Regions from separate parts of the Homo sapiens genome. Here all the other regions are linked to region 2. A link is a contact called in ENCODE Hi-C or POLR2A ChIA-PET data. All regions are on one chromosome and are shown on one strand. Each heading gives the region's core, a stretch centred on a gene start or an enhancer-like site at or near the end of the contact. The rest is flanking DNA. Distances are from core to core; before and after follow the strand shown.

What was found. Hi-C counts contacts between places; a loop is a spot of excess contacts on that map. ChIA-PET counts read pairs that join two places held with the same protein, here RNA polymerase II (POLR2A).
Region 1: a map of aorta shows a loop between it and region 2 (2.0-fold over the local background). The contact joins two enhancer-like sites. A Hi-C loop is called at or near these places in 3 of 168 maps with a recorded cell type or tissue (PC-3, aorta and breast epithelium). POLR2A ChIA-PET finds 5 or more read pairs at or near these places in 4 of 52 experiments (HepG2, MCF 10A, OCI-LY7 and 1 more).
Region 3: a loop to region 2 is called in a map of Calu3, with 1.9 times the contacts of the local background. The contact joins two enhancer-like sites. A Hi-C loop is called at or near these places in 2 of 168 maps with a recorded cell type or tissue (Calu3 and HepG2). POLR2A ChIA-PET finds 5 or more read pairs at or near these places in 1 of 52 experiments (HepG2).

What each region holds. Positions count from the first base shown.
Region 1 is chr3:24,350,582-24,354,350 of GRCh38, reverse strand. The region is part of intron 1 of THRB (thyroid hormone receptor beta); the gene reads left to right. Among named protein-coding and RNA genes, the nearest start is that of THRB-AS1, 140 kb to the left of the region's middle. RefSeq lists a cis regulatory region at 2,155-2,172 and an enhancer at 2,091-2,235. Within about 2 kb of position 2,035, at least 7 of the 41 ENCODE cell types and tissues checked have a DNase peak (open chromatin) inside an H3K27ac peak, as active enhancers do.
Region 2 is chr3:24,387,347-24,391,033 of GRCh38, reverse strand. The region is part of intron 1 of THRB (thyroid hormone receptor beta); the gene reads left to right. Among named protein-coding and RNA genes, the nearest start is that of THRB-AS1, 100 kb to the left of the region's middle. Within about 2 kb of position 1,718, at least 4 of the 41 ENCODE cell types and tissues checked have a DNase peak (open chromatin) inside an H3K27ac peak, as active enhancers do.
Region 3 is chr3:24,448,847-24,452,691 of GRCh38, reverse strand. All of the region lies in intron 1 of THRB (thyroid hormone receptor beta), which reads left to right. Among named protein-coding and RNA genes, the nearest start is that of THRB-AS1, 43 kb to the left of the region's middle. RefSeq lists a cis regulatory region at 895-908 and an enhancer at 829-973. Within about 2 kb of position 1,856, at least 5 of the 41 ENCODE cell types and tissues checked have a DNase peak (open chromatin) inside an H3K27ac peak, as active enhancers do.

The sequences.
Region 1 (3,769 bases), core at 786-3,285, 37 kb after region 2:
CAGATTTGTTACATAGGTAAATTTGTGTGATGGGGGTTTGTTGTATAGATTATTTCATCACCCAGGTATTAAGCCTACTACTCATTAGTTATTTTTTCTGATCCTCTCCCTCCTCCTATCCTCCACCCAAAAGGCCCTAGTGTGTGTTGCTCCCCTTTATGTGTCCATGTATTTTCATCATTTAGCTCCTACTTATAAGTGAGAACACGCAGTGTTTGGCTTTCTGTTCCTGTGTTAGTTTACCAAGGATAATGGCCTCACTGTTCACAATAGCAAAGACATGGAACCAACCTAAATGTCCATCAGTGATAGACTGGATAAAGAAAATGTGGCACATATACCCCATGGAATACTATGCAACCTTTAAAATTCTTAATAGAAGCATTTAATTGAAATCAGGGCACAAGACTACCATATTGTAAATGATGTACTTAGTATCCTCCTAAGATTTTTTTAATTTTAGCAATGCTTAGCAAGAGATTGAGATGACTTGCCCTCATCTTAGTGTTTAAAATTTGCTATGCATATGTGCTTTATTAAATATTGCATTATTTAGATTAAGAGATAAAAAACAAACCTATTTTTTAAAATTAAGGGGCTTATTAATACAAAGTTTTATAGGAGTTTTCTTTCCTTTGTTTGCTTTGTTTTGTTTTTATCATATGGAATCGCCTAATATATAAAGTCAGAGAAATAAATGATAAAACAGATTAACCTGCCTTTTTCCTTCCTGCACCTGGCAATGCAACACTGAGCCTTTGGTGATATCCACACTGACCTGCACAGTTCAGGAAAGTGACAAAGTAACTAGAAACCACATGAAAAATGAAGACACTTTATTTGACTTGTATGCTTCTGTGCTTGCTAATTCACAGTGAATTGTCTATGGTCCTAGCTTGAATACACAGCCTCATTTCTTTGTGCGACCTTCATTTCCTTGTCAAATGTCTATAGAGATTTGTCTATTGCTCAGTTTTGCCTGTAGCCAGCTGGGTGACATGAGTTGCTGTAGAACTGTGAAACTCTACACCAAGCAATTCATGGCTGTGTGACATTTACACTGACTGTGTGTAGGCTATCTAAACCTTTAGCGTTACTTATGGACTACAGTTTTAAACTATTCTACACATCCCACATGAAAAAAATATACAAGACAAAGAGTGTTTCTGACAAGAGGTTTTTTTTTTGTAAGTTGGTTTTTCTTTATGCAAATATACTTGGGGGGTAAGAATCCATGTTTCACTTTTACTCTGCATGTGATTCACTCTTGTGTTCAGTCTGCCTGCTCTCCTTGTTGAATTGCAATTTAACCCCTGAAGTTGTCATTAAAGAGAAAATCGACAAAATTTTATCCAGATATTTGTCAATCAATGAATGAAAAAACTAGAGTTTATAAAGAAATATAGTATTACATTTTTAAAAATAGCTTTATTTATCAAGCAATCAAAGCAATCTATACCTAAAGTGGGAATTTGAAAAACAAGGAAAAGAATAAAAAAGAAATTGAATATTCATTCTTAATTTCACTAGCCAGTGTTTATAGCTCTTCTTAATATTTTGGAGTGTTTCTTCCAAGTCTTTTTCTATGGATATGTAGTATATGTGTATGCTTAAAATATGGTTGAATTCATATTTTGTGTGTATAGTTTTTCATCCTGCTGTTTACATTTAATATTTTGTTGTGATGAATTCTTGCATTGTGCGTTTGTAGGTTTGAGTTTGAATGGCTGCGCAAAGACCTTTTAAAACCAACCACCCCGGTTTGAAATTTGCAGGCTGCTTCTGATTTCATACTGCTAAAACAAATGTTCCTGTAGACATCTGTGAAGGCAAATCTTAGACTGCATTTTTGGCTTCTGGTCCATTAAGCCCTGTTACATTCCTTGTCATTTTTGACCCTTTCTAGCTAAAGCAATGACCAGTCACGTTCACCTCTCTTCTCTAGCTCACAGCCCTATCCTCATAGGGACAGCATTACTGAACTGGACCATGGTGCTTGGCCTAAAACATGTTTTCGTTTCTTTGGTTGTTGAAGATAAGCCAGAATGGCAGCTTGCCCAAAAGTGATCCAAGAACTTTTGTATGGAAGTTTTGTTTAATAGTACTAACAGGAATGTTTTTAAAATAAAAGTTTTATTAAGGTTAAATTTGTTCCTGTGTTAGAAAGATAAGGTTTATTCTCACATGCCTGAACTAGTTCCTTCCAACATGTTTGCTAGCTTTTCTGTTGACACAAAATGTCAATGGCCTGAGAAAGACTTTACACCCTCAAAAGAGAGATAAAGGAAACTCAAGACCATGAGCTTCTTTATCACAGTGATACACATAGATGCTCACACCATTCTTCATTGTCAGTTGCAGAACCCTTTGTTCCTCTTCCAAAAAGTGTCTTTGTGTTTCTCAGAATGAGCTGGCTCACTCTCTCCCATCTGTCGGAAATGCAAGAGAACTTCATGGAAAGCAAGAGTATATAGGGTTCCCTGTAAGGTTAGAGGTGAGCTCCAGGCACTTAGTCCCGGTCACCATCTGCTCTCATGTGTCTAGCACTACAGACATTGTTACAGAGGTGGGACAGGAAGTGTCTGTCCTACAGGTGTTAAGCTTCTCATTCCCAGCACCTTGGGTGCCTTGGGATGACCTTTTCTCTCCTGTCTCTGCTCTGACTGATTTACTGTGTGACTTTGAGAGTGTGTTTTAAGGACTTGTTCTGGAAAAGATTAAGACAATTTCTAAAGATGCATACACTATAAGAAGTTGACCTAAATAAGAACAAAAGGTGAGAAGGCAAAGGAAAACAAGGCTAACAACAAATTGGAGTTTAGGCCAAATTAACAAAATGCATACCACTGTTCATTCAATAACATTTTATTGAATGCCTAATATGTACCATTGTCTAGAAGACAATGTTTTTCAAACTTCGTTGCAACACATTAATGGCCTGGGAAACCATCTTAGTAAGTGCCCATCATTTTGAAAGGATTAGGATGTGAAGGCAAGAACAGAATATCGGAGGGCATTGCACAAAGTAAGGGTATTATATCCTTTACGTAACTTTCAGATTTATGTGTGTGTTTGTGCATTAGGTCATGATATAAAATTTCTCTCTGTGGCCATGGCAAAGAAAGTTTTAAAACTACTGATCTAAGGGTATACACAAATTTAGGGCTGAGTTTTTTAGAAGCCAATGGGAAGAGAAAAAACTGATTTCTTGCATGATTTGGGGTGCTGATCTACAACTATACACAAGAAAAAAATTTCTGCTATTCTTCACCAAGAAAAAAAAATGAATAACATACTAAGCAGCGTATTTACAGAAAATCCTGAAAACTTAATGCTGTTTCTTTTAGCCTCCTCTTTTATACCATTTCATATAGATACTACATGCAGGGTGACAGCACCATGTTATGTCTGAAATTTTCCCTGATGTAAGCTGTAGGTCCCATCACTGTTCCCTGCCACATGTTTGTATTCTTATGAATGCTAAGTAGAAAAAAAAGTATTGATATTTCTTAAAGAAATTACCTTAAATAAACCTTTTTATTAAAATGAAACATACACACAGAGATGTACACAAATCATTAGCATACAGCTTAACAAATTTTCACAAAACAAATCCACCTATATGATCACCATTTAGATCATGAAATGCAATACTGACAAGAAGCAAAAACTCTCTTCACACCGGCTTTCAGCCTGTCCCCAAAGGAGAGACTGAACTCCCTGGAGTTCTAAAACCAGAGTTTAATTTTGCTTAGTTTTGAACTGTATA
Region 2 (3,687 bases), core at 469-2,968:
GCCTGTGATGCAGGCTGGGAGAAATGGACCCTGAAAAGATTCAGCTTTGCTTTTTCACCAGCTGAGGGAAATTGTCTGCAGGGCTGCCTTAGATCTGCCAAAATCATCCCAGCAATACCTGGCAAAAGCCCAAGATGTGAGTTATTCATACTAAAAATGGAGAATTGGGGCCAATATTCTACCTATGAGTTTTTAATTCCAAGAATTTAAAAATAATATTATATATATATATATATTTTTTTTTTTTTTACAAAGTAAAGATTGGGAAGCAGCTGGGCATCAGGCTGAGAGGCTGGCTAAAAAGAAAACAGCTGTGTTGGTCTTAAGTCTGAGCTGACTACAATAACTCTTGATTTCTTTGAACCTTGAACCTGAGGATTCAAGGCCATAAAGCAAAGCTACCAAGTGTTGACTTATCTGATTCCTTGTGAGACATACAGAGTAGAGTTGGTTGTTAAGCCATCTTTAAATGGAAAGTGTTACAGAAATGCTTATAATAATAAAAGGCTAATTATAGCATTTTCCCAAGTTGTGGGATTACTATAATGGGAATGATGGCACATGCAAGACCTAACACATTTATCAAAGAGCTGGCGGGATGTCTACAAAAGTAAATATTATATATGCTGATATGTCATGTGCTGATCAACATAGTAAGTCTAGCTGGACAGCTGCTTTAGTTTAAGATAAGCAAAGCAAGCATAGGAGTGTTCGAAAACCACTTATGCTCCGGTGAATATACCTAAAGTGTGTTTCAGCTGGAGAGTGGGGATTGGGAGAGGGCTCATGCCTCTTTATATCTTCACAGTACCTTATAATTATAAAGTGCCTAGCATTCTGCCTAGCACCTAGTAGCTGATCAATGAATCATTGCCTTTTTCCCCCTTCCTCTGGCATGTTGTCATCAGTGGGAGATGGCTTATGGGTAGGGGTATGGGGAGCTTTGAGTACCAAGAGCACATGGTCTAAAGCAGTGGGTTTGCTATACAAATATAGCCTTGAGACATCTCTGGTTCCTCCTTCCTAGCAGATTGTCCCCTCTGTCACACCTACGAAGACATTTTTATACTGTCATTGGCTACCTTTTATTCAGTGAGTGCTCCACAAATACCTGTTGATTCAACTGCATCTCTTGTGGACATTTATGGCACTTCAAGACTGTGGTTGCCTTTAGTGACTGCCACTGAACAGATTCCTGCTTGTTGAGTATTGCTTATTGCTGAAGCTATTTTTATAAGCACTGCCAAAAGCCTTTAATCCTCTGTCAGTTGAGTGTATCTTTTGGGTTGTTTTTGTTGTTACAGCTAACCTTTTGGCAGAGAATGGGGCAGACAAAAAAAAAGGGGGGGAATTGAGATAGGAAGCAGTTTGTAGAAAGATCCTTGGAAAAACCCTTTCCCCCAAATTACATTTTGCATTCCATTAGAGAACAACAGATTAAAAACAAAGCACAAATCTCGCTGAGAACCTGAAAGGCAAGTTTCAGCATGAGTGAATTTTTAACAGCCTTGAAGGAGGGGGTTAAAATGAAATTCTGACAACCTTAACTACATTTCTTTCTTAAAGCGTTGCTATAATAATAAAAGGTGAAATGTCAGCAGTCACATATTATTCTGTCTAACAATAGTTTATAATTTTTACTCTGTGGGAGCACTTGCCCTTTTATAGTCTCAACTCTTGCGTTTTGACTGACTGCCCAAGGACAGCAATTACTTAAGCCATTTACCTACACACCGGCAGCACAGCCAAGACCTGCTCTGCATTGCTAAGTTCTCCAGGGATTTGCTCTTGGGGACTTCAGTCAGTAAAGGAATTCTATGATATGAGCTACTTACTACCCCTGGGGTTTCAACCACTCCAAAAATCTGTATTCATCCCTACACCTTGAAAACACACTGCTGGCTATGCTTTCTGCGAAGGAGAGATCAGCTTCTTTCTGTGCGTCAGGAAAACATCTTCAAACATCCAAATAGTCACACAGTCTCCTTCAGAATATTGCAGAAGAATAGATACTACTCAGTTATCACAAAGTAGAGATGGGAGTTTTCTATTAAAATTTTATTCACTTAGCAAGCATGATTAGAACAGCTGCTATGTCCACCAACCTAGAGCATCTGCTAGGGTAGAGCTACCAAGATTACTACTACACAGAACCAGCCCACAGAGAGTACATTTTGTGGGAAAAGTCAGATGAGAGATATAAATTGTTGAGGGAAGCAGTAGGCTAATCAAGGAAGTAGCCTGCCTTGAGGTTAGGGATGGGAATCCTGGCATCAGTCATGAACCATCAGCTCAAATGCCCTCAGGGTTGGGCAGGTAAGGAAATAAATGAAGGGTGCCAGTAGGGACTGTCACACAGTGTAGCCAGTGAGAGCCATCAAGATGGAACACTATCCCTCAACTACAGCTGTTCAGTGCCATGAGCAAATACCAGCCCATTCTTGCCAGAGCTTTGGCTTTTTGAAAATTATTTTTTAATGTTGGCAACTAGTTCACAGTGTTTTACCCCCATGAATTCCACACAAAACAGTTCTAGGGACCAACCTTTGGGTTATGATGTGTGCTGTCTTAAAATTCCATTCTATATGCTTTATCTCAGGCTGTTACAGGTTAGGCGCTCTAGAAAGCAGATTCTGAGACAGTGTAGTAAGCAGGAGGTTTACTCAGATAGCTGTCTGTGGTAGGAATGGGAAGGAAGCAGGTGTGGAGTGTGGATAGAGGGAGAAGTTGGACTGTGATGGAGTCTCAGTAAATGTCTCTGCTAACATTTAAAGAGCAGTGAAACTTGGTAGCCCTTCAGAGTTGTTCCAAGTTGGGTGACGGGGCTGGGCCTTTATACCTTGGCATGAACCAATCACTGGACGTGGGTTGCTTGGGAAGGGGAATGACTTTGGGTAAGGAGGCTCTCTTCAGCCAAAGGAATATGCATCAGAGTCAGCCACCCTCTCAGTAGCTGGGAAATCAGTTATATCTTACTGAAGGAGATCTGGGTGGTGCGTGACAATACCCATCATAGCTGTAGATAGGTTTTTCTGCATGGACTGTGTTGCCCCTGAACACAAGGATGAGGTTGCAATCAACATTGAACTGACCTGACAATCATGCCCTAGAGAAGAGAGATGATCTCACATTGTTTCTCCTGGTCCCATCCTGTCTCTGGGCCTGTCTCTTTCCCTACTTTTGCTGGCCTGTATGTCTCCCACAGAAGCTAGTGGAACAGGATTCCTAAACCCCCTGAGGAATTCCTAACCCCTTGACCCAACCTCAGAGCTATATTGGTGTGGCCTACAATCCATATTTGGAGCATTTCTAAGGATACAGTTTCAACCTAAGCAGACAGAGTTGTAATGGAATGTAATGATGCACTCATTTTTGCAACATGTGCTTTTTGATAGCCTACTGCATGCCAGGCACCAAGCTACTCACTTTGAACAAAAGAGGTTTCCTGCGTGCAAGAAGTTTGGTATTTAGTTGGTAATGCAGATGAATAAGCAGACAATTTCAGGGTGGTAGGTGTTCTCACAGGGGTGATCAGAAGTGTTGTTTTGGGAGGCTACTTTGATTAAAAATCTGTAGTTAGAAACAATTATAATACTCTTTGTGAACAACAGCTCACCAAAGTAATGCCAACTGGGCTGGAGAGGGTCAGGTTATAATGTGTTAAGGGAGTAGACTCTGAAAGGTTTA
Region 3 (3,845 bases), core at 607-3,106, 62 kb before region 2:
TTAGCAAGGAGGGGTCATGGACAGCCCCCACGTTTCTGCTTGAGCACCAGGTGGTTTATAGCGCCGGTTCCTGGGTTGGAGGAAAGTGGAAGGAAGCATGTTTCTCGGAGCCTCATCTTTCTCAGCAGAAGATTAGTAGGCCTTCCTCATAGGTGAGGACCAAAGGAATGTACATCTGGCACATACTACATGCTCAGTAATGATTTTCTTGGATGACTTGGACACTTCTCCCCTTCTCAACCCTGCTGTAAGCATCTCCACCAGCCTGCTTAAATCTACCCCCATTTTTATGTGAAAATGTTGGATGGGAACCATGAGGTGACAGACCAGGGCTAGGACTAGGGTGAGGGAAGTTAGGCACGCACCTTGGGCACCAAACGGAAGGGGGTGCCAAAAATCCAGGCAATCACAACAAATATTATTTTAATGCACTACTTTTAAAAATCAAAAGTAATGCACAAATACCCATGGTAAAATAAATATTAATGTTTAAATAAAGACAGAATCAGTATTAACTGATTTCTCCTTTCACCTCAAGATCTGTCATTTGGTGCAGTACTGGGAAAATGTGAAAGCTTACTCCCCAGCCCCCAAGACTCTTTCTCATTTCTCCCATAGTTGTTAGCTAAGGGCTAGTCCTCAGCCTCGGGCAATCTAGTCATCTCTAAATGCTAAAGACTTCAGAATGTATTCTAACACCTGTGATACTGGGCATACTTGAGGTTGGGGCTTAGGCCCCTACCAGCCCAGCCCCCAGTGCTTTTTTATCTGTTGCAACATAGAAGTTGAAGCAAGGTTCCCTAGTTCACCCCACGTCAGTAAACCAGGCCCTTTGACCCCTGGAAATGTTGAGCAAACACAAAGTAAAATAACCCAATGCTCTATTAAAGGCTGAGGTTTAAAGGTCAGCTTTGTGCTTATTGGCTGCAAGTCTGATTCACTCCCTAAATGACTATCAGGGAGATTTGTGCTTGCAACATGGACTGAGGAGATGAGCCTTTCCATTCAGAGTGGGGAGCTATTTGCTTTATAAGGAGCTGTCCTCACCAAAAGGAAAGCAGCAGGTCAGGAGCAGGTGAAAGAGAATAGAGGTCCCTGAACCAGGAATGCTTCCTTCTGATTTTGACTCTGACTTTTGAAAGCTAAAGGTACATGTAGGCCGGGCGTGGTGGCTCACGCCTGTAATCCCAGAACTTTGGGAGGCTGAGGCGGGTGGATCACGAGGTCAGGAATGTAAGACCAGCTTGGCTAACATAGTGAAACCCCATCTCTACTAAAAATACAAAAAAAATTAGCTAGGCATGGTGGCAGGCACCTGTAGTCCCAGCTACTCGGGAGGCTGAGGCAGGAGAATCGCTTGAATCTGGGAGACAGAGGTTGCAGTGAGCTGAGATCGCGCCACTGCACTCCAGCCTGGGTGACACAGCGAGACTCTGTCTCAAAAAAAAAAAAAAAAAAAAAAGTACATGTAGTGGCTTGTAGCTTTCAGCTGTTTCCCAGGAAAATCAGAAAATCTTCAACTGAAATATTTGGTAATTTAGACGTCATTAGTAAGTGGATAATAAATAATTAAGGTTAGACTTGTCATAGCTCATATGTATCACAAGGAAATATTTATGGAGTTTTGAGCCTGTGGGTCACTTTTCCTATAACAAAACCTGGGTGTGGGAAACCAAATTTTTAAAAGTTATATTATTTACATATTTTTATTTCAATTTGAAGAAAAATTTGTCTAATTTTTAGAATGTTTTCCTGCAAATATAACAGACTTCATAATGCACATTTATGAAGGATTCTGAAACAATAGCAAGGAAGGAGAAAGAGCTGCATGGATTAATCCTGAGCTGCTGCAGCACACTGACTGCATGTCAGTGGCACTTTAAGATTGCAACATTTTGTTTGGTGACCTTCACACCAGTTGACTGTATGCACCTTAATCTCTCTCTCAAAAAAAAGCTGAGCCTACTATAGATTGGCATCTTTTTCTTTTTAACCCCAGTTTTTCATTTACCTACACTGGTTTACCTACACCTGGTTTAATTTGTACAGCAGAATGAAGTTCTTTATTACAAAGCTCAGAAACTCGTCTTTGAGTTTTTAGGAACAGTAAGTACAAAGGTTGTCATGAATTGAGACTGAAAGACCTCATAGATAAATTGGGTAGTACATTTTTAAAGTAAAGAATAAATAACACTTCAGAAAAATGTAGAATACGTTCATAAATGCACAAATGGAGATAAAATGTCACTTTTTGTAATGAGGTTTCTTTCAGACTTTGACACTCGTAAGTAAATGTTCAGAGGAAATAAACGTCAGGGCATATCAGCTTTTGTGAGGGTTGCCAATGTGTAAATGTGAGGTCTACTGTAAATCGTGCTGTCCATTTACCTGCCTCTCTGCAGGAATTTCTTTTTGAGTGTGTAGTCCTTATTTCCCAAGAATAAATACAAAGACTTTTCAGACTATGAATACATATCACATGGTCTCTAAGGTACAGTTGTACATTATACCTGTGGAAGTTTTCTTTCTTAAATAATTAAACGAGATTTTTAATTGTATAAAATAAGAATCTTAAATATTAAGTTATGATGCTTTCTTTAAGAGTGTCTAGTTTCCTTCCTTCTCTCTCCCTTCTTCCCTCTGTTTACTTCCCGGCTAACTCCCCTCCTTTCTTCCTTCTCCCCTTCCTCCTTCTTCCCTCCTTTCCTTCCTTCCTCATTAATTCTTAAAATGTTCATTTGAATGCTTAGATGCTAGATTGTCTCATTTCTGCCTCTATGATTATTGCTTATAAATCAAAGCAGTAAGTCCCACTAAAAACTTAAGAGCCAAGTTAGTATCTTCTTTTTTAGCGTCCTATTATTCACTCAAACTTAATCTTCTTTTTTTCCCATTATTACAAGTTATTACTAAAACTAGCACAGAAAAGCTTTTCACTATATCGCCTCCTTTGAATTAAGATAGTCTCACATATATAGTATTTAGGGAAAAGATAAGGCTAATATTCTTTGGACCGGCTTCCCTATTTTGAAAAAATCTTCCCTCATATCCCTAAACCATACAGACAAGCATTATGCAGAAAACCATTAACATGACTTTCAGTTTTCAAGAGAGAAAGTCAAAAATTCCACAGAAAATTAGAGCTGTTGGACTAAATGTTGGTCTATTAATAAGCAGGAAGAACAATTTAGCTGTTTTCCCTGCTGAGTTAATATATAGTACTGCTGTCTTTCCTGCAGCGGTATTCTCCAGCTGGGTTACTTGGTTCTGGGAATTTCCTCTCAAAATGCCCATTTCTGTCAACCAGCCATCAGACCTGCCTGAGGATAGTTGATATGACAGTGGTGTGACATATTGAATATTAATATGAAAGTGACCTTCCCTGCTGTCAGAAATGGGTCATATATATGTGAAATCCATGAAAATAGATGAGAACAGATTTAAAATAAGGAACACTCCTTATATTGGTATACAGTGTTCACCATGCTTGTACTGAAATATGGCTGTAAGTAGCTTGCCTTCAAGAATTTTTAATAATCATTTCTGAAGAACTGATTTTCCCTTTCATACTTTGTCTTTCATTGGCCAACTTTAAATCACCCTCTAACTAGCCACATGGCTGCCCATCACTCCCTCTGTCAAATTCAGAATTCTGCCTTTGCCTTCAAACTCAAGCCATTCCTGCTTTGACTTCCTTCTGTCTTACATCTGTCCTTGACCTTATTTTGGCTGTTTTGTTTGCCATTCTCTAAATTCGCATCTTTCTGGCCTGCTTTTGCATGGGCTTCTCTGTCATTTATTTTTAACTAGTGGCATAGAGTCCTTCCCTGTCATCTGCTGGCTTG